Linked DNA regions of Homo sapiens: region 2 is linked to region 1. The links are chromatin contacts, found by Hi-C or POLR2A ChIA-PET in ENCODE. All regions are on one chromosome and are shown on one strand. Each heading gives the region's core, a stretch centred on a gene start or an enhancer-like site at or near the end of the contact. The rest is flanking DNA. Distances are from core to core; before and after follow the strand shown. Region 1 overlaps TRAF7 (TNF receptor associated factor 7). Region 2 holds the start of MIR3677HG (MIR3677 and MIR940 host gene).

Region 1 (2,700 bases), core at 145-2,644:
GAAGTGGACTTTGAACCCAGCTCTGTCTGAGCCCAGTGCCTGTGGCCTTGACCACGGTGTCACAGCATCTCCTGGATGGACACCCTGCGGGGTCAGGGAGGGCATGTGGGGAGGGCCGAGAGCTGTTGGCTGCGTGTGTCTCAGTCCGGCCTTCTCAGTGGGTGGGCACCGAGGACTTCACCAGGCCCTCTGTGTGGATCATGCGGGGGGAACCTGTGGAGAGGGACCCACCAACCCCTTAGTCTTTGACAGATCCGCTGCTGTCCCCAGCCTTGCTCCCTGGAGGAGGAGGGTGCAGCCAGGTGGGGCAGGTGAAAGGGGAAAGCGGGCACTGGAGGCTGGGGCTGGTCACGTGTAGACCCGGACACCCTCACCCGGCTGGAGGAAGCCGGCTGCCTGGAAACTCGGGGTGGAGGTGACCCAACCCCAGAAGCACCCAGGTGGGAAGTAGGGGGCAGCGACGCAGAGGGCCAGGACTGAGGGCCGTGGGACGGTGTGGGAAAGGAGGTGGCAGTGCGGTGGCACGCTGGCATGAGGGCGCTGGGTGACTGAGGGGGTCAGTGGTCTCTGCCCTCACATTCCTGTTGCCTCTTCGGGCCCATGTATGGCCAGTGTTTATGTCAGCTCCCTGCTGCTGCAGGGCAGAAGGAAGGAGGGAGCCCGGGAGACCGAGCCACACAGGAAGCAAATGAGAACACAGCGTGGGACTGGGAAGCGTGGGCTCGGCGGGGGGGGGGGGGACACTGCCACCCTTGGCTCTTGGGCAAAGCTCACGACCTGTTTCTGAGAGTCTGAGGCCCACTTGACTTGGGTGAGAGCCAGGAACGCACTCCCCAGCCCAGAGCTGTGAAGCTGGGGTCTCTTCCTGTGCCCCAGGATACTCTCCCCACTCTGGATCCCAGCAGCCTCATCCTCCAGGAAGCCCTCTGGACTTCCCCTCGACTGGGCCAGGTCCCCACACAATAGACAGCCATGAGATACAGGGGAAAAAAGGACTGAGAGATGTTGCCAGCCCCCAAGGGGTCGGAGGGGCAGCAAAAGGCATCCTTACTGTGAAGTTGGGGTAAAGCCTTGGCCGAGCTGTGGGGACCCCCTCCCTGGAGCAGAGGGAGATACGGACGCTGGAGAGGCTTGGCCAGGGCAAGACAGGCCTGGAGGCTGAGTGGATGCAGTAGGAGCAGAGCTGGGGGAGGAGTTCAGAGGCCTCTGCAGAGCTGGGGCTGTGGGTGTTGGGGGCAGGGACAGGCAAGGGGGTTCGCCGTGCTAGGAGGGAAGCGGGGCCAAGCCGGCCTCAGACCAGGGCCTGCTGGGGTTCTGAGGGGATCCTAAGGACCAAGGCTGGCAGAGGCCGGGGCACCCCAGGAGCCTTCGACGTCACACCCTGCCTATTTGGGATGGAAAAAACGTTCTAAGGGACGTCAGGGAACAGCGGCGGAAGTGCGTGTGGCTTTGCTATGGCAACCAGGCCTGTTTCTATAGAATTTAGCGGCCTGGGCTTGGGCCAGGGGGCTGAGGCAGGGGCTGGGCTGGGGCGGGCAGTCTGTGGGTGCCCTGGGCAGGCTCTGTGATGCCAGGGGCCACGCTCGGAGCTCTGGCCGCAGTCCAGCCAGCCGGCCACACACAGCCCTGTGGCAGGCGGGGCGGAGGCTTCTGGAGCCGTCCCAGGCTCCTCCCAGGGCAGTTGCAGGCCTCACAGGCACACCCACCCATGGCTTGCGCCCCACACATGTTCAGGGGACCCCCACACCCCACCTGCTCCGGGTTGCTGGAGGAGCTGCTTTAAGGCCGGGCCTGGCCCGAGCAGGGAGCTGCATCTGGAAGCCCCCATCTCCCCCACTCAGCAGGGCCCCCCAGGCTGCTGCCAAGTGGGCGGGGACCCCTGACCCAGACCCCCTCCAGGTGTGTCTCCAGGGAAAGGGGTGGGTGTCCGCATCCCACATGCCCCCAGGGCGATGCCCCAGCAGAGCCCTCTAAGCCCAGCTTGTGGGAGCTAGGGAGGGGCTCCTGAGGGATTTGCCGAAGAGGGGCTGGGGTGGAGGCAGCGAGGCGCTGAGGAAGACTTCCACTTCCTTATTGCACAGTGGGTGCCCCCAGGGCCCCGGAATCCCTCCTACGTGAATGTGGGGTGGACAAAGACCCTGGGCCTGAATCCCAGATTCAGGCGAGGTCAGGGAGGGGCTGCCCTGCGTTGGCCCCAGCTGGAGGGGACGGTGGGGGGCCAATCCTGCCCTTCCCCTCTGCACGGTGCTGACCCACGCACCTCGCCCCTGAAGGTCAGCACTGGCCTTCCCCAGGGTGGATGCTGCGCTTCCTCAATGACTTTTCTCTTTCAAAGATCGAATACTCCTGGAGCATCCAGCATGGGCAGTGTGGACGGGCAGGTGGTGTGGACGGGCAGGTGGTGTGGACAGGCAGGCGGTGTGGATGGGCGGGCGGTGTGGACGGGCGGGAGGTGTGGACCGGCGGGCGGTGTGGGTGGGCGGGAGGTGCTCGGGCAGGCGGTGTGGATGGGCGGGCGGTGTGGGTGGGCGGGCGGTGCTCGGGCAGGCGTGGTGGGGACATGGAAGGGAGGGGTAGGGGGGCTGATGGGGAAAGCCCTTTCTCAGCCACTAGCTGCCCCCATGGCTTTTCCCGGTTTGGGAAGAGTCTCTCATTCTATGGAACACACCCCCACTTCCCCAGCACTGGGAACTGGAGGGC
Region 2 (2,769 bases), core at 267-2,766, 110 kb after region 1:
AAAGCAAAAGTTGAGGTTCTCTGTTCACCCAAGTTCAGGTACCGGCTCAGGACCTCGGTTACCTCCCCCATCCTCCGGAAAGGTGCGCGTCCAACAGCCAGAGAGAGGAGAGAACAATTAGTTAAATCTCGAGGAGAGGGCGTTTCGGCACAAATCTTCAGAGCACCTTCCCCATTTAAAAGTACATTTCAGGCACAGTTCATGCGGAATCAAGACAAAAAGCCTACTCCACGTTTCTCCTCCAACAAACTTAACCTTCCCGTATCCGCCCCTCTGGGGTAACCCATCAAACTGAGCTCGGCCACCGTGCTCGGTCCATAGTGGGCCGTATCCCCACGGCCTAGCGCCGATAATTGCACACGGGAGTCCGGGAAACGTTCGCGGAGTACACGTTTGAATTAATGACTCCGAAGGGGGGATCGGCCGACCTTCCACCGCATCCCACAAAGAAACTCCGCGCCCGCCGACACCGGCCCGACACGCCGACCTCGCCGCTACCCGTCCGCGTTCACTCACAACTCCCCCGTCCAGGCGCCGGGCCGCGAGCGCTTCCAGGGCAGGGCCTGGCGTTGGGGGCTTGGGTCTCCGGCCCGGCGGGAGGGCCCCAAGGGCGGAGGCCGCGCTCCCCGCTGGTCTGAGTCCCGCGGGCCTGGCTGGGCCACCGCCGAGCGGACGAAGCACAGGCGCCCTTCCGTCCGCAGCGGCCCCGACCACTTCCGGGCCACGGCCTCGACACCTCCCACTCCGCCCGCCCCGGGCCACACTCTTTCTTCTCGGAGCCCGCACCGCGCTGCCAGGCCACCGCCGCACTGCGGGGCTGAGGAGTGGACCGGCTTCACGAGGCGTCCTGCCGGGCCTGCCGGGCAGCCCCCGAAACACGGATGCAGTCGGATTCCGCCCCAACTTACATCTTCCCGCCGCCGCCACCTCCTCCTGCTTTCCTCAGCCGCCGAGGCCGGCGCCGCTCTGACGTCAGAGTCAAGGAGCGGGAAGTCGCCGCCGCCCGGCGCGCAGCGATGACGTAAACGCCTGGCCCAATGGGCGCCAGCGAGGAAGCGTTAAAGAGTCAAGGCAGTTTGTGGGAGTCGCGCTGGGGACGTTCAAGGTGTCTCCTAGCCGGTAAAGTCCCTGGGACTGACCGGGCTGGTTGCACGCTTACTGGAGCGGGCACATGGGTAGCCTGTTGAACCTGGGAGGGCAGCGCGATGACCGAGGCTCGTCCTCCGGCGCGGAGGGTGTTAACGCGCCCGTGCCCCGCCCCTTTCCTTGCGCGGGCGCACTGGGCCCGCCCGGGCAGACTCCGGCCCCTGTCGCCGGCGGTGGAGGCGGGGCTCCGGGCCGGGCTGTGCTGAGGCCGGCGGGGTGGTAGCACAGGAGGGGTTCGCAGGCTCTGCGGCCGTGCGTGGCGGGGCGTGGGGGCCCGCAGGGCGGAAGTAGCTCGGAGAGACGGGCTGGGGCAGGGCGTGCGTTCGTGCGGTCAAAATCCACTGGTGGCGTTTGGGGTGTTCCCGTGGACGCGGCCTCCCGGCAGGCGGACCTCCACCGGGTGGGCGCGGCAGGCGGGCTGTGCGGGCAGGAAGAGCGACGAGCTTGAGAGTGGGAGATGGGGTGCAACGGCGGGCCTCTCCGGGGAGGTGACACTGCCGCTGAGACCCGAATGGAAGGGCGCGCCCGGCGGGGGAACAGCAGGCGCCGAGGTTCGCTGGAAGCAGGGAAGGGAGGCCCGGGTACCGGCTCGCAGGCCCGCGCGAGCTTCGCGGCAGCGGCACGGAGCGTGTGAACGGCGCAGCGCCGAGGCTTCATCCATCGGCCGGTGCAGGGTCCGGGCAGGGAGCACTGTCGACCAGGGTCCGACCCTGGGAGAGTCCAGAGGTGGCGCCTCTGGCAGGGACAGAGGAGGGGGTGACGCTGTAGGGGTGCAGGCAGGAGGCTCCGCGTCAACTCCCCACACTGACGGGGCGGATTTTTTTTTTTTTTTGACAGAGTCTCGCACTGTTGCCCAGGCTGGAGTGCAGCGGCGCGATCTCGGCTCACTGCAACCTCCGCCTCCCGGGTTCAAGCGATTCTCCTGCCTCAGCCTCCCGAGTAGCTGGGATTACAGGCGCACACTACCACACCCGGCTAATTTTTTTTGTATTTTTCTGGTAGAGACAGGGTTTCACTATGTTGGCCAGACTGGTCGAGAACTCCTGACCTCGTGATCCGCTCCTAGGTTCGCCTTGGCCTCCCAAAGTGCTCGCTCCTGGGCGTCCCAAAGTGCTGGGATTACAGGCGTGAGCCACCGCCCCCGGCCGAGGGCGGGTTTTGTTCTCTGCTGTGCCTGTCAGGCAGTCGTTGCCCTGTGGTTATTTGTGGAGGGATTGACGGTGCGCTGAGCTTCAGACTTTGTCTGAACAGCTTCGTGGCAGCAAGGAAGGGAGAAGGGAACAGATCCAAGCCGATCTTTGGGAGGAGAGAACCAGCATGACTTGGAGACTTTAGATGTCAGAGCAAAGGACAGGGTGCAGCTTGGTGACCCGGAGTGGGTGGGTGGGTGAATGGATGGATAGATAGTGGGGATGTGGTCTGCCATCACTGCCCTCTTCCCTGTGTGGGAAGCCAGCTCTTGGTGACTTCCTGCCGAGACCCACTCCCTCTGGCCCTGTCCGAGGGTGTCAAGTGTGCCCTTGACCCTTCACCCTGGGCTAAGGGATGTCCAAGGAGTTGGGGACAAAGGCAGCTAGGAGGAGGAGCTACCTCCCGAGTCTGCTGCAGTAAGTCACCAGTGTG

Evidence for each region. Hi-C counts contacts between places; a loop is a spot of excess contacts on that map. ChIA-PET counts read pairs that join two places held with the same protein, here RNA polymerase II (POLR2A). Pooled maps may share reads with other maps.
Region 2: a map of naive thymus-derived CD4-positive, alpha-beta T cell shows a loop between it and region 1 (5-fold over the local background). The contact joins the promoter of MIR3677HG here to the enhancer-like site in region 1. A Hi-C loop is called at or near these places in 10 of 168 maps with a recorded cell type or tissue (B cell, CD8-positive, alpha-beta T cell, GM12878 and 5 more), 24 of 37 single-sample maps with no recorded cell type and 23 of 50 pooled maps. POLR2A ChIA-PET finds 5 or more read pairs at or near these places in 22 of 52 experiments (A673, AG04449, CD4-positive, alpha-beta T cell and 18 more).

What each region holds. Positions count from the first base shown.
Region 1 is chr16:2,158,042-2,160,741 of GRCh38, forward strand. The region is part of intron 1 of TRAF7 (TNF receptor associated factor 7); the gene reads left to right. Among named protein-coding and RNA genes, the nearest start is that of TRAF7, 3.6 kb to the left of the region's middle. RefSeq lists enhancers at 1-96, 1,263-1,845, 1,846-2,427. Within about 2 kb of position 1,395, at least 16 of the 41 ENCODE cell types and tissues checked have a DNase peak (open chromatin) inside an H3K27ac peak, as active enhancers do.
Region 2 is chr16:2,267,147-2,269,915 of GRCh38, forward strand. MIR3677HG (MIR3677 and MIR940 host gene) reads left to right here and starts at 1,517. Exons shown (of 3, transcript NR_132988.1): 1 at 1,517-1,697. It overlaps RNPS1 (RNA binding protein with serine rich domain 1), which reads right to left and starts at 980. Exons shown (of 8, transcript NM_080594.4): 1 at 909-980. RefSeq lists an enhancer at 788-1,047 and a silencer at 1,178-1,627.